Regions from separate parts of the Homo sapiens genome. Here region 1 is linked to region 2. The links are chromatin loops, found by intact Hi-C in ENCODE. Cell type or tissue: gastrocnemius medialis. All regions are shown on one strand. Each heading gives the region's core, and the rest is flanking DNA. Links, peaks and the distances in the headings are about the cores only.

What was found. A loop is a pair of places that touch in the nucleus more often than their neighbours do. Peaks named below come from ENCODE experiments on the same cell type or tissue, not always from the same donor. Only the 100,000 strongest peaks of a DNase experiment are listed, where the experiment ranks them.
Region 1: a loop joins it to region 2, with 3 times the contacts of the local background. A loop is called at or near these places in 25 of 110 quality-filtered maps.

Annotation. Positions count from the first base shown.
Region 1 is chr1:9,433,451-9,444,865 of GRCh38, reverse strand. It overlaps the pseudogene RNA5SP40. Among named protein-coding and RNA genes, the nearest start is that of LINC02606, 10 kb to the right of the region's middle. In gastrocnemius medialis, for the core only: no CTCF peak of the experiment used is centred there; DNase peaks (open chromatin) are centred at 3,225, 5,285, 6,105, 6,695 and 2 weaker places; H3K27ac peaks cover 7,787 bases.
Region 2 is chr1:9,379,875-9,391,289 of GRCh38, reverse strand. No RefSeq gene overlaps it. Among named protein-coding and RNA genes, the nearest start is that of LINC02606, 43 kb to the left of the region's middle. RefSeq lists enhancers at 4,833-5,466, 5,467-6,100. In gastrocnemius medialis, for the core only: a CTCF peak has its summit at 6,179; DNase peaks (open chromatin) are centred at 2,292, 6,289 and 6,940; H3K27ac peaks cover 5,981 bases.

The DNA.
Region 1 (11,415 bases), core at 1,740-9,739, 54 kb before region 2:
GGAAAAAGCAAAGCCTTGGGGACCAGGGGTTGGGGGAGGAAGAGGTTAGCAGGCGGAGCATGGAGGATTATCAGGCGCTGAAATTACTCTGTATGACACAGCAATGGCAGGTACACGTCATTGTACATTTGTCAAATCGCACAGAATGTACGACACCAAGAGTCTGTAATGTAGATGATGGACTTTGGGTGATAATGATGTGTGAATCGTTTCATCGACTGTCAGATGAATCAGCTGCAGGGTGTTGACAGAGCGGGAGGCCGTGGGTATGTTGGGTAAGGAAGTCTATGGGACCTCTGCATTTTCTGCTCAAATTTGCTGTGAACTAAAACTGCCTAAAATATAAAGTCTGTTTAAATAAATAAATATGTATGTATGAAAGAATGAAAATTGGTGGAATAGAGAGGCCTGGGTATATTTTTTCTTAGAAGTCCAGCCCATTTGAGTCCCAAGATCTGCCAACAGATCCTTCCTCCACGTCTGAAATGATGTTGCGTCAGGCAGAGGCACACAGCCCCGACTGTCTCCAGTACAGACATTTCTTCAGGCCACTTCACCTTCCTCTGCTTACAGCTCCCTCCGGGCAGGCGCGGGGCCTGCCTGTGCTCATCCTGCAGGCAGAGAACATTGCCAGGTCAGCAGTATACACCGTCCCCTCAGACACAAGGAGTATTATTTAGTCTAGAAACTCTCAAAGGAAATATCCGCTTGCACGTGAAAAATCTCTGGAATTTCTCTGTTCCTCTCTGTCCAACGTCCTTGTATCTGCAAAACCTCCTTGAAAAGCTCCTGTGTACAACTGCTGCCTTGTTCGGGCCCGACTGCTTCAGGCCTGACCCCAGGGCACTTCTGTCCCAGCCAGTGTCATTCAGAGCGATTTCTGCTCCTCCAAGACGGGCTGTGCCCATGGTGAAGGAAAGAGGAGGGGTAAGGGGAGAAGGAGGTGGGGGGATGAGGTGAAGAACAGAGAGGGAGGAGAAGGAGGGAGAGGAAGGGGAGGACCCTCTGAAGGTCAGAAGTGAGATGTTTTACAATTTTTTTTTTTTTGAGACAGAGTCTCAATGTGTCACCCAGGCTGGGGTGCAGTGGCGCAATCTCGGCTCACTGCAACCTCTACCTCCCGGGTTCAAGTGATTCTCCTGGCTCAGCCTCCCAAGTAGCTGGGATTACAGGTGCCTGCCACCATGCCTGGCTAATTTTTGTATTTTTAGTAGAGATGGGGTTTCACCATGTTGGCCAGGCTGGTCTCGAACTCCCAACCTCAGGTGATCCACCTGCCTTGGCCTCCCAAAGTGCTGGGATTACAGGCGTAAGCCCCCACGCCCAACCCATTTTACAATCTTAAATTCCCAGCCCTTGACTATTTTAGCCTTGTCATTTCTCAGTCTATAATTAAGGTGATGAAGATGTGTTTGGATGTAGAAGATAAAAAAAACTATGGGCTTGTTTCCCAACATCCCTGTCTCAGTCTCGGTGTCTTCCTTAAATTGCTTTTGCTGTGCATTCCCCCATTTCCCCGTTTCTAGCCTTTCTTTACCCCACTTCTAAATTCTCCTTCCTTTCTTGAGCCCCTCTCTCCCCAAGAGACAACTGATGGTGACAGATCTGGAATTTGATAGGATCTTGCTATGTTGCCCAGCTGGCCTCAAACTCCTGGGCTTAAGTGATCCTCCTGCCTCAGCTTCCTGAGTAGCTGGGACTACAGGCACCACCATCACGCCTGGCTCAGATCTGGAGTTTCTGATTAGGCATGCTGGGACCCAGGGGAGTGTCCAAAGGCCTCACCCAAGTGGTCTAGGAAGGCGCATGGCCTTGAGTACCTGCCTTTGCCTTCTTTGTACCATGAAGACAGGGAAACCTGCTTTCCTCCTGTCTCCCTGGCCGGTCCATGCTCCTCACTCCCAGCATTGTTTCTCAGGCCATCTTGTATATCTACCCAAGCCGTTTCAGCAGCAAAGACAAAAGACCACTACCTCCCTGCTCCTTTTATAAATGGCTTTTATAACTGTCCTTCTCTTCATGCCAGCAGGCTGAGATAAACCGGACTAACAGAAAAGGAGAAGGTGCAAAAAATCCAAGGGAAAGAGGGTGCCCTTTGGAAAACAAGCACTACTCAAGTGCCAGGTGTGAAGGTTTTAAATAGAAACCTGCTTACACTGCACTTAGAACAACAACAGCTGGCACAGCGAGGTCCCAGTTCTTTTCAGAAGATGAACATTGAACTTCCAGATAATTCTGGGGCAGTCACATGAGTTCACCATAGCAAATGCTATAGCTCGGCGGCCCATTCTGCCTGTGCATCTCAAACTTCCACTTTAGGAGTTTATCTTCCACATTATAGGCTAACCCTCTCACTTTCCAAAACACAATGACTGTTTTTCAAAATGTGGTCATACGTGGGAATTTCATGACATCATACCCTTGAGAATGTGAAGCTTCGGTCTTAAAATACTTGATGGGGCAAATAATAAACCTCTTGATTTTTTTTTTTTTTTTTGAGACAGGGCCTCACTGTCGCCCAGGCTGGAGTGCAGTGGTGTGATCACGGCTCACTGCAGCCTTGACCTCCCAGACTCAAGCAATCCTCCCGCCTCAAGTGATTCTCCCACCTCAGTGTCCCAAGTAGCTAGGACTACAGGTGTGCACCAGCATATTGGCTAATTGAAAAAAAAATTTTTTTTTTTTTGTAGAGACAGAGTCTCACCATGTTGCCCAGGCTGGTCTCGAACTCCTGAGCTCAAGTGATCCTCCTGTCTTGGCCTTCCAAAGTGCTAGGATTACAGGCGTGAGCCCCCGCCCCCAGCCAGAGCTCATTTCTGAAACTGACTGGCACAAGCTCAGGAGACTGTGCTCAGGAGGCATAATCAAGTATTCATATAGGCCAAGGCTTGGTGCTGTAGTCTCTCTGATCTGGAAATATTTTCCCTTCCGACAGGAATAGAGAGGTTACTTTGGGGTCACTTGCCAGCTCACAAAAGACTTTTTCAAATGAGACGAAAGAAAAGAAGTTCCAATTTGTTGGGAGAACACTCGTGAGCATTGGGATCACAAAGCCTGGTGAGCCGCCAGCCCCACTGTATCTCTGGGCAGGGAGGGTAGTGAGCCCCCAGGGCGAGCGGGTGAGCACCACGGGTTCCAGTCGGTGGAGGAGGCGCCGGAGGCCCCTGCTTCCTCCAGGTGTCCCTTACACACACTTTCCAGTCAGGCTCTTGGCTCAGGCGCCGGCCCTTTCCCGTGGCATGGGCATCAGCTCTCCAGCCCTCTCTGCAAAGCCGGTGCGATGGCTGCCTGCCTGCCTGTGGTTGCCTCGCTGACAACTCCGCCAGTTCAAGAGCTCTGTTAATGATCAGGGGAGGGTGACGGCATTTCAGATGCATTTCCTCCTAGGAGCTCAGAAAAAGCCAGGAGCAATTGGCCCCAGTGGAGCAAACACCTGGGTTCCTAAGTCATGGAAGGCTCTGCCTTTCCTGGGAATGACCCCACTTTCCCACATCTGTTGGGAAAGCTGATATATGAAGTCAGAAGGGCAGCGGGGTGGAGGGAGACAGCAAAGTGACATTGCATCGGCCCAGCTCCTCAAAGCTCTCGGAGGAATCAGAAGACACAACGATTCCTTTGAGTTTAAAGAAGTTTAGTTCCTCCATCACTGGAGAAACATTTGCAAAAGCATCCAAGACTAGTGCCTGGTGTGCAGTGGGCACTCAGTAAATGCTGCAGGGTGGACATGCCTGGCACTGTGCTGGCACCAGGCTGTGGCAGTAGGCGAGAGTCAAAAATCCCTGCCAGGCAGAGCTGGCACTCCAGAGGGGGAGGCAGATAAGGAACAAGTAATGTGCTATTTCAGATGGGGATAGAAGCTGGGGGAATCACGTGTGGAAGAACATGCATGCAAGTGCCTGGGGAGGGGGCATATGTCAGTCAAGCCTGAAAGGAAGGGAGGGAGCTGTGGGGATGGCCTCAAGAGTGTTCCTGCTGGAGGGAAGGGCATGTGCCAAGATCCTGAGGTGGGTGTGTCTCTGGTGTGGATGGGCATCAGCAGGGCGGCCAGTGCAGCTGTGCCAAGTGGGTAGACAGCAAAGGTCATGAGGCCAGGGAGGGGGAAGAAAAGAGCTTGGTTTAGTGCCTGCTACGGTTTGAATGTGTCCCCCAACATCCATGTGTTGGAAACTTGATCCCTAATATGGAGATGTTGGGAGGTGGGACCTTTCAGAGGTGTTTAATGGATGATGAATTAATGCCATTATTTCAGGAGTGGGTTCCTTATAAAGCAACGAGTTCAGCCCCCTTTGGTCTGTCTTTCTCTCCCACCCACTCCTGCCCGTCCGTCTTCTGCCATGGGATGATGCAGTAAGAAGGCCCTCGCCAGATGCTGGCGCCTTGATCTTGGACTTCTCAGCCTTCAGAACTGTGAGAAATACATTTCTGTTCATTATGAATTACCTAGTCCCAGGCATTCTGCTGGAGCAGCACAAAACAGGCTAAGTCAGAGCCATATCTTCAAAAACTTCCCAAAGAATATTCAAGGGAAAAAATAATTTTAAAAGATTATAAAATGAGGCTGGGTGTGGTGGCTCATGCCTGTGAGCCCGGTGCTTTGGGAGGCGAAGGAGGGCAGACTGCTTGAGCCCAGGAGTTCGAGACCAGCCTGGGCAACATGGCAAAACTCTGTCTCTACAAAAAATACAAAAAAAATTAGCTGAGGGTGGTGGTGTGCACCTGTAGTTACAGCTAACTTGGGAGGCTGAGGTGTGAGGATCACCTGAGCCTGGGAGCTGAAGGCTGCAGTGAGCTGTCATCCCACCACTGCACTCCAGCCTGGGTGACAGAGTGAGACTCCATCTCAAAAACAAACAAACAAAATAAACATTATAAGATGATGTAACAATGACAATGTTGATAAAACGGGGTACAGAATTGACGGCAAACAACACATGTTTGAGTCAGGAACAGGAGCAGACAGAAGGAACATCTTGGGGCTGAGACAGGTAGTGTGAGCTCCTGAGGAAAGCCAGTGGGAGAAGTGAGCTGGGACTGTGACTGTCCAGTGGGCCCCATGGACCCTACAGCATGTCGACCCTCAAGTGAGGAGAGGTGTTCCGAAATCTCCTATGGCAGGTGGACTGACCCTTAGGACGAGACAGTGAGTCTTCATCCTAGACTGACAACCCTCTCCTCCTGTTGAGGCCACAGGGAGAGACAGCTCCCCTCTTTACACCTGGGACTGTGTCTCCTCTACGTTGTTGATTCTTGTGTTCACATCAACTGCCTTCAGTCTCATTGTTCTCCTATTGGGAAAGCGTGGGGCGTGGCCATCAGTCTGGTTGTCAACACTGGGGCAGAGGAAGTTTCTTCTTGAATCTGCCTTTGCCTCCAATGCCTAAACCATCTCCCACTCCAGATTCTTTTTCTCCATGGCTCTTTTCAGATTTTCTTAGGCAAAAGTCATCACATCATATGATGCCCACGATTATTTTGAGATCCAAACCAAATCATGCTTAGCCTCCTCCTAGCTTACTGTGCTCACGTAGGGAAATTGCTGCCAGGGCAGAGATAGCTGCTTCAGACTCTGACTGTGCACTTTCTTGATGCCGCTATCCTATGGCAATAGCTCAGGACTTCAACAAACAGGTCAGTGACACTCCAGCCCTTTGCAGCTTCGAGCCACTGGGAGCTAGACCCCTGGCATTGTTGTGGGGTGCCGCCCTTCCCTTCTGCCCTGAGTCTCCCCAGGAACTCTGTGAACTCACAGATGGTCACTCCATGAATGTGTGTTCTTCATGAGTGCTCTGAGTACTTGCGACTTTTGTTTTTGTTTTCATCAGTGTGGGGAGCTGGCTGAAAGGACACTCTGACCTATGGGAAGTCATTACCTTTGGAGATGGCTTCCATGGCACTCTGAGTCACTCTCATACCACACACGTGGAACCATCCTGGGATAAATAATTCTTAAAACCCTACCCCATTTCCTGGCAGCGTGAAGCTCATGGTGCGCGGGGGTTGTCCAGGAGCGAGGTGTTGCAATACCAAGGGGGCAGGTTGAAGAATGAACCACTGTGCCAGGGGAAGCTTGCATGTGACCTCATCATGTCGAGGCTGAGTCTGCTTCTACAGGGAGAGGAGCCGGACCACAGACAATGCTAGGGAGAGCAGCTGACCTGGGGGAGCTGGGGGAAGGTTGCCCTGGAAGTTGTGACAAACGCCAGTCAGATTCTAGTGGGAATGCTGTTTGCTGACTCCTTTGCCGAAACCCCAGCTGTGCTGGGAACTGACCTCATTCATGAAGTAAACATTGAATCAGATACCAGCAGCCCTAACCCTGGTTGAGTGGAAATAACATGGACGTTTCCATAATTATGAAGCTGCCAATTGGATTTGGCAAGAGAATCTCCAAATATGTCAATCGGAATGAGTTCATTACCTCTTCTTGCCAACTTAATCAGAAGCCAATTGCCTTGTTGCGGTTGAAATTATTTGTATGAAAATGCTTTACTTACATTTTAGTTTTTATATTCCAAATAATGTACTGGAAAGCAGCGTAGTCTAGCAACTGGAAGACAATATTGGGAATCCGTCGATTGGCGCCCAGTCCTGGCTACATCTGTGGCTCGCTGTGCCAGCAGTAACCGCACTCAGCCTCGTAATCCTGTTATTGGGAGGCGGGGGCTGGGCAGCGAGGTCCTGTCTCATGACACGATCTTGGTGAGAAATCTTGGGGCCTGGTGTTTGTGTGTTCTGCCTCGTGGCCACAGACACTGACTGCAGGTTCACACGGTCCACTTGGGATTACTTAGAGGCTGTGCACTCAAGTTACAGGTTCTTCAGGCTCTGGATGTCCCTTCTCTCCTCACTCCTTCCTTTGCACGCAGTTCTTTCAGGAGATGAAAGAGCTGTTTGTTACTCCTTAGTAGCTGAGACCACTGTTTGCAATGCAGTTTCACAGTTTGGGGGAGAAATCATTTCCAATTATTCCTTTCTTATCCTCATTTATTTACAGAAGCAGCAGAACATTACCATTCAGAGCCTGAACCATGGAGTCAGACTGCCTGAGTTCAAACCCCAGCTCTGCCCTTTAGAAGAGGGGTGACCTGTCTATGGCCATTGCACCCTGAACGTGCCAGATCTTGTCTCATCTTGGAAGCTAAGCAGGGTTGGGCTTGGAGGGGAGGAGGGTGAACCTCAGTTCAGGTTACTTAGCCTCTCTCCTGTGCCTCCATTTCCTCATCTATAAAAAATGGAATGAGGCCAGCACCTACGTCAGGGGTGTGTGAGAGGAAACAGTTCATTTCTGCAAAGCACTGAGAACGTAGCAAGGGCTCAGTAAGGATCTCCAGCCTTTGTATTAGTCCATCTGTGCTGCTCTAACAAAATACCACAGACTGGGTCATTTATCAACAATACAGGTTCACTTCTCAAGAGTTCTGGGAGAGTCCAAGATGAAGGTGCTGGCATTCGGTGTCTGGCGAGGGCCTTCTTGCTGCATCCTCAGGTGGCAGAAAGCAGGAGGGCGAGGGGGCCAAACGCACTCCCTCAGGCTCCTTTATAAAGGCCCCACCTCTCAATGCCACTGCCATGGGGATCAGCTTCAACGTGAGTTGTAGAGTGGATACCAACATTCAAACCATAGCAGCCTTGGCTGGGCGCAGTGGCTTACGCCTGTAATCCCAGCACTTTGAGAGGCTGAGGCAGGCAGAACACTTGAGGTGAGGAGTTCGAGACCAGCCTGGCCAACATGGCAAAATGCCATCTCTGCTAAAAATACAAAAATTAGCCAGGCATGGTGGCATGTGCCTGTAATCCCAGCTATTTGGGAGGCTGAGCAGAAGAATTGCTTGAACCTGAGAGGCGAGGTTGCAGTGAGCCAAATCGCACCACTGCACTGCAGCCTGGGTGACAGATCTAGACTCCGTCTCAAAAAAGCAAAAACAAACAAATCAACAAACCATAGCAGCCTTTATTATCATTATTATATATATATATATATAAATTTTTTTATTTTTTTATTTTTTTATTTTTATTTTTTTGAGACAGGATCTTGATCTGTTGCCCAGGCTGGAGCGCAGTGGTGTGAACCTGGCTCACTGCAGCCTTGACCTCCCAGGCTCAAGCCATCCGGCTGCCTCAGCCTCCCATGTAGTTGGGACCACAGGAGTGTGCCACCATACCCAGCTAATTTTTACATTTTATATAGAGACAGGACCTTGCCATGTTGCCCAGGCTGGTCTCAAACTCCTGGGCTCAAGCAATCCTCCTGCCTCCACCTCCCAAAGTGCTGGGATTATAGGTGTGAGCCACTGTGCCTGGCATATTCTCATGATTACTCTTACTATTGGTCTGAATAAACAAGAACAGACAGTACGGAGTGGCCACTTGTACATCGTGTACTGAGAAATTTACAAGGTGTAAATCAATAACTACATTCCAGGCATGATAAGAAGCCATGTCAGCAGAGTTATGACAGATTCCCTGTGTCACTTAAATCAGTTACCTAATTTCTCTTTTAGTCTTTTATCTGTTACATGGGGTTAATGTTTATTGCTCCCTCCTTGGAACAGTCTTGTCTGATTTTGATGTTGAAGGAACTCAAAGAAAGGTGACATAATGTGCTATCATTTCACTTGGAGATGATATTGCTGATGCTTATTTTCTTGATGAAGCTCAGGGCTGGAGAGAATGATGCATAACCAGAGGTCCCTCTGGCAGGGCCATGGAAGCTGTTTCTTCAGCTGGTGACTTGGGCAGTTGCCATGTGTCAGTCTCACAAAGCCCCTTTCCCCCCAAACTAAGCATTTCCCCCGTTTCCTTTCAATGCTGCCACAGCTGTGAATGAACTCTGGCCCTCTGTCCATGCCTGGAGGAGAGGAGGCCTTCCCCCTTCCTCCTTCCTGATATGACAGAAAACTGAACCAGGGCGACAGAACCAACAAGCCCTGGCAGGGAGTGCTGAGCACTTCTGACGTCTCAGGGTGCTTTGAGGAATCATGGAGAATTGAGGAGGCCAAAACCCTGTATTTAAAAAAAAATGTGTGAATTGGATAAACTGAAGGCTGTTGAACCTCATGTTGATTGTGGGCAAAATTCTGGGGCAGAAAATCAAATAAATGGTTGACCAGCACATAGGAAGGGTGATCCCAGAGGTCAATGTCCATGACAAAGGGTTGTTGTTGTGTTGCTTCCACTAAATTAGAAAATGGGGTGAATACTTTATGATAGTGCCATGACCTTTGACAACAATTTGACCGTTTCTCATGAAATTCTTATGCACAGAATAGTGAGAAAAAGGCTGCTAGAGCTCAAAAGTACATCTCAGTGAGAGACAACAGCACTTTCTCAAGGCCACACAGCTAATCAGGGCCAGGGCTGGAGTTTGTGCCCAGGCCCTGTGTCCCAGGTGAAGGCTTCTAGGCATGGTGAGGTTGAACTGTCACAGCAGATGGGACAGTGTCGTCCCAAGGCTTTCTCTAGTGGAATGCCAAGCAGTTCTGTCCTTGGCCCTACACTCATTAACATTCTGTCAACAACTTGGATAAGTCCAAAGATAACTGCTTATCAACTGTGCAAATAACACCAGACTGGGAAGGAAGGCCAACACGCTGGGACTGCAGAGTCAGGTCCAAAATTATCTCAACAGGAAGGAATGATTGGTTGAATCCAACAAGATAAAATTTAACTGGAATACATGTTAGGTCCTGCATTGAGCTCCAAAACTCGATTGCAAAAGTATAGGATGTGGTTGGAAAACATGTCCAATCTCACTCATAATCAAAGAAATGAAAATTAAGGCAACCATGAAATAATCATTTCCCCTTATCAGATTGGCAATGATTAAAAAGAATGAAAATTCCCCATGTTGGTGGGTAAGCTGTGGGGAAACAGGCTCTCTTGTAAATTGCTGGTGGGCGTACAAGCAAAAAATCATCCATTCTGGAGGGTAATCTGGAAATATATAGCACAAACTATAAAATGCACCATTTGTCCCAGAAGTTTCATTTATAGAAATGTATCCAAAGGCAAATATGAAGAGATTTATGTACAAGAATATTCATAAAAGCATCGTTAAGAAAAGAAAAAAAACACCTTTTTTGTTGGGGGAAGGTGTTCAATTTGTGAACAGAAGACTTGGAGGCCTCATAAGGGTGGCCCAGAGCCCAGGGCCATCGGCCATCGTCAAATATTTAACGCCGTAAAGAGGAGGAACTGGGTCTGTGTAGCTCCTGAAGGCCAGACCAGGACTTACAAGAGATAGATTTGGCCTAGTGTTACAAAGCAGATTCTAACAATTAATTCCGTCCAAAATTAGGATGGGCTGTCTAGTGCATTCCCAATCACTGGCAGATGGCCCTCTGTCAAGGGTGTGGAGGAGGACAGTCAGAGTTTTTTAGCCATTGGGATAAAATGCTTGTCTTGGTTTCTTCCAAGACAAAGAGCAGCCTTTGTTGCATGAAACCATCAAAACGTACAGTCATAAGCTGGGTGTGGTGACGCATGCCTGTAGTCCCAGCTACAGGCTAAGGTGGGGGCATCACTTGAGCCCAGGAGTTCGAGGCTGCAGTGAACTATGACTGCTCCTGTGAAGAGCCACTGCACCCAGCCTGGGCGACAGACCCTAGCTCTTAAAAAAAAAAAAAGCCAGGCACAGTGGCTCATGCCTGTAATCCCAGCACTTTGGGAGGCCAAGGCAGAAGGACTGCTTGAGCCCAGGAGGTTGAGACCAGCCAGGGCAACATAGTGAGACCCTGTCTCTACAAGGAATAAAAAAATTAGCTGGGGGTGGTGTTGCAGGCCAGTAGTCCCAACAACTAGGGAGGCTGAGGCGGGAGGATCACTTGAGCCCAGGAGGTCCAGGCTGCAGTGAGCTGCAGTTGTACCACTGCACTCCAGCCTGGGGGACCGAGCAAGACTCTGTCTCAAAAGAAAAGAAGAAAACAAAAGGTAGAGTTGAAGGGAGGTGGGAGCTCACATCAGGTTCCACTTCCAGACACTGAATTCCAGGAACGAAATGAGAAACCTTTCCGCTGCCCAACAGTACTCTTACTGAGCGCCTGCAGGAGGCGAACTCCCATCCCCTACCCGTACCCTAAATCTTTTAGGAGTAGCTCTGTGTATCAGCACCCTGACAGTAAACTAAAGGGGGGCTTTCAGCTGAATCTGAAGAAAATAAATAAAAGATGAGTGCTCCTTCTCTCAGATCGTTTCCACTGTACTTGGGCTTCTGGAAGACGACACATGGAGTCAGTGCCTCCCTGCTCCAGCTACTTCTTTCCTCTTTTGCATGAGTCCCATCTAAGACCTTCCAGGACAAGTAGCGACCACATCTGATTAAACTGCACTATATCCAGCACCACCAAATACAGACTCTTCAGTACTTTTGGGTGCTTATCCTAGTGTTCTCCGTATCACTTATTTATTAAGCCCTTC
Region 2 (11,415 bases), core at 1,808-9,807:
GTCCCCAGGCAAGAAGGAGGTCTGCTTTGGGAAAGGGCTGTTACCATCTTTGTTTAAACTATAAACCAAATTTCTCTCAACGTTAGTTCAGCCTACGCCCAGGAATGAACAAGGACAGCTTGGAGGCTAGAAGCAAGATGGAGTTGGTTAAGTTAGATCTCTTGCACTGTCTCAGTCATAATTTTGCAAAGGCGGTTTCAGCAGGGGTCCTCCCATGCTGAGGAGGGGTAAGGGGACAGTCAGAAGCTGCTTGGGGAGGGACAGGCAAGCACCTGGATGTTTTGTGTTGGATGGAGAAGACACAGCCTACCACATGGGAATTGTCCCCCTGTTGAAAAAGCCAAACTCTGTAAAATATTTGAAGAGATTTGTTCTGAGCCAAATGTGAGGACCAAGACCAGGACATAGCCCAGGAGGTCCTGAGAACCTGTGCCCAAGGTGTTTGGATTACAGCTTGGTTTTCTGTGTTTTAGGGAGACATAAGAGGCATCAGCAACACACGTGAGGTATGCATTGGTTCAGTCCAGGAAGGTGGACAACTTGGAGGGTGGGAGTGTGGGGCAGTGGGGGCGTGGCTTACAGGTCACAGGTGAATTCAAAGATTTTCTGCTTGGCAATTGGTTGAAAGAGTTATATTATCGAAAAACCTGGAATCAGTAGAAAGGAGTGTCTGGGTCAAGGTAAGGGGTTGTGGAGACCAAGCTTCTAATAAAGTCTCCTGGGTGAGTGCCCTTAGAGACAGTAGATGGCAAGTGTTTCCTACTCAGATCCTTAAAATGTGCAAGACTCTCAGTTAATCTCTTCAGGATTGGGAGGGCCTAGAAGGAGGTAAAAACTTAGTTATGTTAATAGAGATTCTTTACAGATGCAAATTTCCCCACTCAGGCTGGAGGGCAGTGGGTGATTAGGGCTCACTGCAGCCTCCACCTCCCAGGCTCAAGCCATCCTCCTACCTCAGCCTCCCCGAGTAGCTGGGACTACAGACATGCTGGGACCACCATGTTGGCTATTTATTTTATTTTTTTTTATAGAGACAGGGTTTCACCATGTTGCCCAGGTTGGTCTTGAACTCCTGGGCTCAAGCGATCCTCTTGCCTCAGCCTCCCAAAGTGCTGAGATTACAGACATGAGTCATCACGCTTGACGGATTTCCTTCTTTATCTGTTTCTTTATCTGTCATGCGATGTTACGTTGGAGTCAGGTTGAAAAGTGAGCCACATTAGATCAGGTGAACTAAAACCCATCTGATGAGATTCTACGGTTTCTAGGGTGTGACTTCTGTAAACCAAAGGGTACCTGAGACAAGTCTTAATTTAGGAAGTTTCTTTTGCCAAGGTTAGGACACGCCTGTGACACAGCTTCAGGAGGTCCTGATGACATGTTTATTATACAAGGGGATCAGGGCACAGCTTGGTTTTATACACTTTAGGGAGACATGAGACATCAGTCAATATATGTAAGATGTACATTGGTTTGGTCTGGAAAGGTGGGACAATTCGAAGTGGGGAGGGGGCTTGCAGGTCACAGGTAGATTAACAGAAAAATGGTTGCATTCTTTTGAGTTTCTGATGAGCTTTTCCAAAGGAGGCAATCAGATATGCATTGATCTCAGTGAGCAGAGGATGACTGAGTTCGGTCTGTCCTTTGTCCACAAGGAATTTCCTTGTGGACAAATTGTGAGGGAGGTATGTAGCCTTTTTTTTTTTTTTTTTTTTTGAGGTGGAGTCTCACTCTGTCGCCCAGGCTGGAGTGCAGTGGCGCGATCTCGGCTCACTGCAAGCTCCGCCTCCTGGGTTCACACCATTCTCCTGCCTCAGCCTCCCGAGTAGCTGGGACTACAGGTGCCCGCCACCACGCCCAGCTAATTTTTTGTATTTTTAGTAGAGATGGGGTTCCACCATGTTAGCCAGGATGGTCTCGATCTCCTGACTTTGTGATCCACCCACCTCAGCCTCCTGAAGTGCTGGGATTACAGGCGTGAGCCACCGTGCCCGGCCATTTAGTTTTTTGTTTTTTTTTTTGTTTTAATCTTAGTAGCTTTTTTTTTTAAGGAATAGAGTGGGAGGCAGGTTTGCCCTAAGCAGTTCCCAGCTTGACTTTTCCCTTTAGCTTAGTGATTTTGGGATCCCAAGATTTATTTTCCTTTCACACTCCCTAGGCCCCTTAGGTAGGAATTTGGGCAAGAGAGAAAAAAGGTCAGAATTTAGTCCTCACCCCCGACCTGGTCCCAAAGACTTCAGCACCATAAATCTTCCCCAGGGACAGATGACTCAGCTCCACCCCGGCTGGCCAAGCTGCTGCTTCAAAGTGTGCCCTTCCAGCTTCAGGCACTGTGGCCCCAGATGCTCCCCACGGAGGCTCTGGAGGAACCCTGCCTACCATAATCAGGCTATGTGACCCTGGACCGCCCTTGAACCCTCTGGGCCTCAGCTTCTCCTGCTGTAAAAAGGGGACTTGCTCCCCTTTTTTGAGAGGCTCTAGTGGGACTTCGGATGTTAGCAGATTACCCAGGCCTTAGGAGATATTCAGCAAGTGCCACGCCCAAATCTAAAACCCCAGCCTCTGAGCTTCCCCAGGGGTGCAGCAGAGTGGGGCACTCGACACTTATCCTGTCTGTGGACGTCTCCCTTTTGTCTCCTCTCAGATCAGCTTGTGCCTGGACGGCCTGGAGGCCCAGGAAGTCAGAGCGGCTGGCCAAACGCTGCCTTTGTCACCCTCAACATCCTCAACAAATGCTTGTTTGAGTGGCTGATGTGCGAGCTGGGAGGGCTTTGTTTATTCCAGATCGTGCATTGAATAAATACGTCTTGAGCTAACACAGTGCCAGGCAGCGCGGGGCACAGAGAGGCTGAGGGGACAAGGCATGGCTCGGAGTCAGAACAGTCTCTGTCTGAACCCTGGCCCTGCCTCCTGACAGCTGTGAGTCACGCTTTGGTCAAACCTTTCCCCTTTTGTGCCTCAGTTTCCCCCTCTATAAAAAAGAGGACAGAACTGCAACCTCGTAGGAGTGCTGTCAGCATTAAATGAGGTGGAGTGTTCTGGGGGGCTTTGCGTGGGGCTTTCGGAGCTGGTTTATGGAATAGCCTGGAGTCTTTTGATTTTTCCTCCAGTCCCTGCCTGCCAGCTGTGCAAGGTCAAACTACTCTCCCTGTTCTTTGACTCACAGATTTTCCTATCATTTTCATTTTCTTTTCTTTTTTTTTTTTGAGACAGAGTCTCACTTTGTCACCCAGGCTGGAGTGCAGTGGTGCAATCTCGGCTCACTGTAACCTCTGTCTCTTGGGTTCAAGCGATTCTTGTGCCTCAGCCCTCCCAAGTAACTGGGATTACAGGTGTGTGCCACCATGCCCGGCTAATTTTTTTTTGTATTTTTAGTAGAGATGGGGTTTCCCCATGTTGGCCAGGCTGGTCTCGAACCCTTGACCTTAAGTGATCCACTGGCCTCGGCCTCCCAGAGTTCTGGGATTACAGGCGTGAGCCACTGCGCCCGGCCCCCATCATTTTCAAATGTAAAATGCTCAGGCCTGTGTATTGAAATGCTCTGGTCTCTTCTTCATTCTTCCCTTCTGCTTCTGTTTTAGCTCTTCCCGTGTGTTGGGGAAGGGAGGGTTGGCAACAAGTCAAGAGACCTGCCGGTTTGGTCCTGCCCTGGTCCTGGTCCTTTCTAGAGGGGCCATCTTCACCCCCATTCTTCCCTCCATTCCTGTCCCTGGGGAGGAGGGATGAACGGCTGGTCTTCCCTTCTTTTCTTCGCCCTTCCTTGTTTCGTAACCCACTTGCATCTCCCAGTATTTTCTCCGACTCCCCTCCTCGCAGCTGGGACGGGGAGACATTTGGTGGGGCAGGAAGCTGGGGGCGCAGCAAAGCTGGTTCCACGGCCCCCACAGGTGAGGGGACACCTGGCCTGGTGATCAGTCTCTGTGTCACGACGTGGGTAGAAGCTGGGGCCACAGGAGGCTTTCACTCGCTCCTCTTCTAACATCAGTACTATTGAATACTTGGGCAGAGAGGCATTTTCTTCTTGCTTTGTGCACTGTTGGTGTAAGGGGAGAGAGTGAAGGGAAGGAGAAAAGCCTCCAGTGTGGATAGCCCCTTTCATGAAGGCCTGCAGGCACCCCTCCATCTGAAGAGCCCTGTCCTGAGCTGGGGACTGGCGGGATGGCCCCTCCCCATTGCAGATCTGCTTGGTGTGATTTTGGGAATTCCTTACCGAGTATTCGGATCTAAAGATTCCATTTAGGCTGGGTGCAGTGGCTCATACGTGTAATCCCAGCACTTTGGGAGGCTGAGGTGGGTGGATCACCTGAGGTTAGGAGTTCAAGACAAGCCTGGCCAACATGGCAAAACCTTGACTCTACTAAAAATACAAAAATTAGCTAGGTGTGGTGGCACACCCCTGTAGTCCCAGCTACTCGGGAGGCTGAGATGGGACAATCGCTTGAACCTAGGAGGTAGAGGTTGCAGCGAGCTGAGATTGCACCACTACAGTCTGGGCAACAGAGCGAGACTCTGTCTCAAAATAAATAACAAATAAATAAGCCATTTAGATAAAGAAGGTCAGCAGAGATCCCGACAGAAGGACGCCTGCGTCTTCCTGGCTGTTGTTGAGCGGGGGAGGGGCTCAGGGGCTTCTCGGGATGTGCTGTGCTGGCGTTGGCCCTCCGAGGGTCAGCCCGTGGCCCCCGTTTTCCTCTGGCTTGGCCCTCAAGGGCCCTGCTCTCTGTGACATGGGGGGCAGGGTTTGGAGAGCCTCAGGGCTGTGGATCAGGGAGTCAGCGTGGTGTTACCAGGTCCCACTCGGGAAGCCTCCCTTCCAGGATGGGCCGGAGCACTGGATTAGAGGCCTGCATGGCAGGGACCTGGTCCCCTGGTCAGTCGTAATGAAACCAGAAGCTCCACCCCATCTGTAGGGCACATACGGTGTGCTGAGTCATATCCACCCCACGGCCCTATTCCCCACCTTCAGCCGGTTCCATCTTACAGAATCCTCTTCGTTGTGTGTAAATCTCCTTCTTCTGCTCACCCACTGTCCCCTGTGGCTCCCCGCACCCATATGAGAGGCCGAAATGAAGACTCTACTGACCCAAAGAGCAGCCAGGACTTTTGTTCACGAGACTCCATCCGAATGGGGAAGGGAGGGAAGGTGGTGCGGGGCTGCCTTGAACAGGTATTCAGGTTGTGTACTGCACGAGGGTATCTCACCCACCAGGGCGCCATTCTCGGTGTAGATGTAAACTAATCGATTGAGAGCATGTGGGTGAGTGTGGAGACTTGGGCCTGTGCCTGGGGCCTGGAGCAGGAAGCTCCACACTGGCCTGGACACACAGGGAGATGCCAGCACACCCTGCACTCCCTGGCACACCCACATAACGTGTGTAGCAGCACTGTGGCCACTGAGCTCAGGGGACACCCCACTCCCTCCGCCTGTCTACTGCCCTGAGACCTGAGCCCACCCTATCCAGCTCCTCAAGGGCAGGCATTCAGCGTTCAAGGAGCAAATAAAGGAACAGTCAGTGAATGAGCAATGGAGGGAGCGAGGACCATGAGAGGAGGGGCGAGCAACTGAAAATCTCCACTGTGAGCCTTCATTTCTTGGGCTGAGCACCTTTTGTCTTGGGTGTAATCCCAGGCAGTCCCGGGTCTGGGTCCTGCAGCCTATCCCAGGGCAGGCGGGGCCCAGGAACAGTGGGTAACGCCCTGACTTTGGAGTTCAAAGTTAAAGCCCCAAGGCCGGGCGTGGTGGCTCACGTCTGTAATCCCAGCACTTTGGGAGTCTGAAGCAGGTGGATCACTTGAGGCCAGGGGTTCGAGACCAGCCTGGGCAACATGGTAAAACCCCATCTCTACTAAAAATATAAAAAATTAGCTGGGCATGGTTGTGCACGCCTGTAGTCCCAGCTACGTGGGAGACTGAGGCACGAGAATTGCTTGCACCTGGGAGGCAGAGGCTGCAGTGAGCTGAGATCACGCCTCAGCACTCCAGCCTGGGCAACAGAGTGAGACTCTGCCTTAAAAAAACAAAAAGAAAAACAAAGTAAAGCCCCAGATGACTGCCTGGGTATCCATTGCCCAAGCAGCTTCCTCAGGCCACGTGGAGTGGGGAGCTTCAAGGAGAGATCCGACGGATACTTCACCAATGCGGCCCCGGTGGGCCATTCCAGGAACACGGCACTCCTCCCTCCTGCCCACAGGTGGTGCGGGCTCTGCCAGGCTCCCCCGGGCATGGGGTGCGGGGCAGAGCCGGGCAGGGAGACTGGGTGAGCTCTGGCACAGCCAGCCTGCAGGGAATGTGCCGGCCCCTCCCAGGCTCTGGCAAGAGACTGGAACACAAAGCTATTTTTATTTATGATAGTGTCAGTGTGCTGGCCTCCGTCTAGACGGCTGGTGTTATCATTCGAGGCCATCCTGGAATGCGCAGCCCCATTTATTGAGAACAGAGGACAGTGTGCAGATTAAACAGCTCGTAAAAATAAGCTGGGAACCGACACTGGGCCAGGAAGACCAAGGTAACATTGGCTAGGTCAATTGTCCTCATTCGTTTTGGACACGGGAATGTTTTCAGAGAAAACAAGGAGAGATGTGGCCCTGGGAAAGCCATCACAGTCCTGCTGGTCACAGTCCTGCTGGTCACAGTCCTGCTGGTGCCCCCTCAGCAGAGACATTGTTGGTGTAAGGGGAGAGAGCGAGGGGAAGGAGAGAAGCCTCCGGTGTGTATAGCCCCTTCCGTGAAGGCCTGAAGGCACCCCTCCATCTGAAGAGCCCTGTCCTGAGCTGGGGACTGGCGGGATGGCCCCTCCCCATCGCAGATCTGCTTGGCATGGGAGAGGAGGAGGAGGGTGGGATGGAGGGGCCACCTTGCCTGGGACAGACCATCCAGAACTGCTTAGACTCGATGGGAAGCTCCGTCTCCCCTGGCCTGGAAGCCAGGACAAGCAGCTGCCACCCTCTCCCTGGCTTTCTGCCCTTGGCACGGGGGCCATTGCTGGCTACCCCAGTTATCTGGGCTCCATGGGGGAGCTGGACCCTGGGGATTGATCGAGGAGTCCCGTGTCCTAGTCAACTTACCACTTTGTTCACTTATCCATCCACTTGCTCATTTTTTGGCCCAATCAATCTACAAATGTGTAATGAGTGCTTACTTACAAGGTGCCAGGCAGAGGCTTCCAGACAGACATGGGGAAGAGGGACATGAAAACACAGACTGGCTTGGTGTGGTGGCTCACACCTGTGACCCCAGCCCTTTGGGAGGCTGAGCGGGAGGATTGCTTGAGCCTGGGAGGCAGAGGCTGAAAGGCTGCAGTGAGCCACAGTTGTACCACTGCACTCCAGCCTGGAGACAGAGTGAGACCCTGTCTCAAAAAAAAAAAAAAAAAAAAAGGGCGGGGGAGTCCCAGTGAGAAATACTGGAGATGCCCAAATCTGGGCGTCACTCTTTTAGTTCTTTTTTTTTCTTTTAGCTTTATTGTTTTGGAGACAAAGCCTCACTCTGTCGCTCAGGCTGGAGTGGAGTGGCACAATCTTGGCTCACTGCAACCTCTGCCTCCCAGGCTCAAGTGAGCCTCAGCTTCTCAAGTAGCTGGGACTACAGGCATGCACCACCATGCCCACCTAATTTTTGTATTTTTAGTAGAGATGGGGTTTCACTATGTTGCTCAGGCTGGTCTTGAACCCCTCGGCTCAAGCGATCCTCCTGCCTCGGCCTCCCAAAGTGCTGGGATTACAGGTGTGAGCCACTGCGCCCAGCCTGATTTTTCGTTTTTTTGTAGAGACAGGGTCTCCCCATGTTGCCTAGGCTACACTCTCTTAGTGAAAGAGCTGCCCGATGCCTGTGAGAGAAGGGGGGACCCCTGGGCCCAGGCTTCCTTGCTGTCAGCCTTCCCCTTGCCAGTTCCCACCCCTCTGGTCTGCAGCCCCGAGCCTGGAGGTGGCTTTCCTCCCTCCCCAGGGCCCATCTTCCCCTCCTTGAACACCCGCGCCATCTGCTCTGCACAAGGTCCCCGCAGGTCCCCCCTGGGAAATCCATCCCAGAGTCCCCCCTCGGGGAAGCCCTGGCAGCTGGCACCCCAGGCCGGGGTCCTGGAAGCCCATGGGCTGTGGCCACTCTATGTCTCCCTCCCTTTCCTGGAATTCCCGGGAGGCGGGGACTGTGGGGCTGAGCACAGCATGCGTGGGAGCCCAATGGACTTGGGCTTGACCTGTGGCCTCAGTGTGCATTTAGCTGCCCTGAGTCCCGGTGTCTTCATCTGTAAAGTGGAGATAAGCACAGACTCTCTGTCTCAGGGTGAGGACTGCAGGGATGAGGGGCTAAAGGAGGTTAGGCAGTGCCAGCACACACAAGGGCATCACTGATGCCAGCCAGTGTGACCCTGCCTTTCCCTCCATCGCGCTGCCTCCTACCTTCAGAGCCTGCCTCCGAGGGTGACCCATGGGGAACGAGCGAAACTGTTCAATGCCTGCATGAGCAACGCAAGAGGAGGAGGTCGGCTGGGAAGATCCCCTTGCTTCTGGCATCCTCAAGGGACCCGTTTCTCAGCTCCAAACAGAAAAGTCAATTCCTGGGAAAGAAAAGGAAGAGAAGGCAGCAAGGATGGCCTTGACCTAGCCCTTCCCAAGGGGCCAAGCAGCTGCAGTGAAGGCTTCTGTGCGGACACTGCCTGGGCAGCACGAAGAGGGACCCAGGTCTGGTCGGGAGACAGCGCTCCCCCCGGGAACCAGCACAGCAGAAGGGGAGCGCTGGGCTGCAGCTCTGTCCTTTAGCAGAAAGTCACGGTGCCCCTCTGAGCCTCTGTTTCTGCTTCTGAGAAACAGGTACAGCAGCAGCTCCCCTGCAAGGTCCCGAGGCTTGCCTGGGGTGGAGTGTGCCTAGTGTCCAGGGAGCGCCGGCTGCGGTCTGAACGCCTGAGTCCTGTCCTGGCTTCTCCTGAGAACAAGAAGACAGGCCAGCAGCAGAGCCCATGCTGGGTGAACTCTGCAGGCATGGCGAGCCCAGCACTCAAAGACAGCCTCTCCTTTGCGCCAAGGGAGAGAGGAATGTGGTCCTTCTGGATACCTGGTGCATGTCCCGTCCCCATCCTCACCCTGGCCCTGGCTGGAGGTGCCAGTTCATTCTGCATCGCCCGGAAGGCGGCCCTGGCTTTCAGTGTGGAGTCCTCCATCCTAACCTGCCCCCTGGCCTCCTCCCTTGGCCTGGGCCTCCTTAGTCTTCATCTTTGGCAAAGACCAGGGTTTTTTGAGATGGAGTTTTGCTCTTGTTGCCCAGGCTAGAGTACAATAGCGCGATGTCGGCTCACTGCAACCTCCATCTCCCCAGTTCAAGTGATTCTCCTGCTTCAGCCTCCCGAGTAGCTGGGATTACAGGCGCCTGCCACCACACCTGGCTAATTTTTTGTAATTTTAGTAGAGATGGTGTTTCACCATGTTGGCCAGGCTGGTCTTGAACTCCCGAGCTCAGGTGATCCACCCACCTCAGTCTCCCAAAGTACTGGGATTACAGGCGTGAGCCACTGCGCCCGGCCCAAAGCCCAGGGTTCTTTTCTGAGGTCCTCTAGAGCGAGTTTGCAGCCCTGCCTTCCTCCATTCAGCTGAGCTGCTCCTGTCCCATCCTCTTTTCTTATTTATCCAACATGCTTTTTTTTTTTTTGAGTTGGAGTCTTGCTCTGTTGCCCAGGCTGGAGTGCAGTGGTGTGATCTCAGCTCACTGCAACCTCTGCTTCCCAGGTTCAAGCGATTCTCCCACCTCAGCCTCCTGAGTAGCTGGGACTACAGGTGTTTGCCATCAGGGCCAGCTAATTTTTTTGTATTTTCAGCAGAGACAGGGTTTTGCTATGTTGGCCAGGCTGGTCTCAAACTCCTAACCTCAAGTGATCTGCCTGCCTTGGCCTCCCAAACTGCTGGGATTATAGGCGTGAGCCACGGAGCCCAGCCCATGTGCATTTATTGAACGCCTACTATGTGCCGGGATCAAGCAAGGGACCAGAGGACACAGCACCACCCCTCCCATTCCTGTGGCAGGAAAGCCCCAGGGCAGAGTTCACTCTGTCTCTAGGGGCCACATTCAGAACCCAATACACTGTCCTGCACAGAGCAAGGGTGAGTGAGTGCTGAAGGAATAAGAGCAAGACTTCTGGGTCTCAGGAAGCCCTTGACTGCCTGCAAGCTGCCTGGGATCTGCTGAGGAAGGTGGCATAGCATAGGGTCAAGACCTCAGGGTTTGATGCCAGTGAAGCCTGGTTTTCAGTTCCATCTGTGTGACCTTGAGCAAGCGAATGAACCTTTCTGAGCCTGTGGGGTCACAGCAGCACCTGCCACGGAGAGCTGGTAGGGGATTACATGCATTAATGCATGCAAAGTGCTTTTGCTAGACAGGGTGAGTTCTCAGAATTATGTCATTGGCAAGATGTGAATATTATAATCATGCCTGTTTGGGAGGGCAGGTTCGGAGGCTCAGAGAGGTGCGGTCATTTTCCTAGGCCCACAGATGAGTGGCGGAACTATAGCCCTGTCTTCTACCCGTGTCCTAGGTCTTCTACCTGGATCTCTTTTTCTGAACTTACTACTCTTGGGAGGAGCAAACTCCAGCTCCTCCTGGGATCCTTCCCAGGAAATGAATTCAGGAGGATGGCAGTCTGGGTTTGCTCTTGGCCGTTCGGGAGCCTGGGAGGTGCTGAGTCCTGCTCCCATCCACTGCCAATGCTCCATTGTACAGCATCTCCAGGCTGGCCCACCGCACACTCAGAGTGCCTGAGGGGCTCATCTCCAGGCACACACAAGGTCTGGGATCCAGGACACTCTGGGGCTAGCCGCCCCACATGGCATTGAGTGGGCTCCAAGCAGCCACTGTGGCTACTCCCAGAAAAATGAAAAACCAAAGGGAGCCACCCAGAGAGGCCCGCGTTGTTGTTGTTGTTGTTGTTCTTCTTCTTCTTCTTTTCTTCTTCTTCTTCTTCTTCTTCTTCCCTCCTCCTCCTCCTCCTCCTCTTCCTCCTCTTCCTCCTCTTCCTCCTCTTCCTCCTCCTCCTCCTCCTCCTCCTCCTCCTCTTCCTCTTCCTCTTCTTCTTCTTCTTCTTCTTCCTCTTCTTCTTCTTCTTGTTCTTCGATGTAGTTTTGCCATGTCGCCCAGGCTGGAGTGCAGTGGCGCAATCTCCACTCACGGCAACTTCTGCCTCCCGGGTTCAAGCGATTCGTCTACCTCAGCCTTCCGAGTAGCTGGGATTATAGGCACCCGCCACTATGCCCAGCTAATTTTCGTATTTTAGTAGAGACGGGGTTTCACTATGTTGTTGGCCAGGCTGGTCTCGACTTGCCTTGGTCTCCCAAAATGCTGGGATTACAGGTGTGAGCCAATATGCCTGGCTTCTTCTTTTTAAATTTTATTTATTTATTTATTTTAAAAAGAAAAAGGTTTTAACCTGTCTT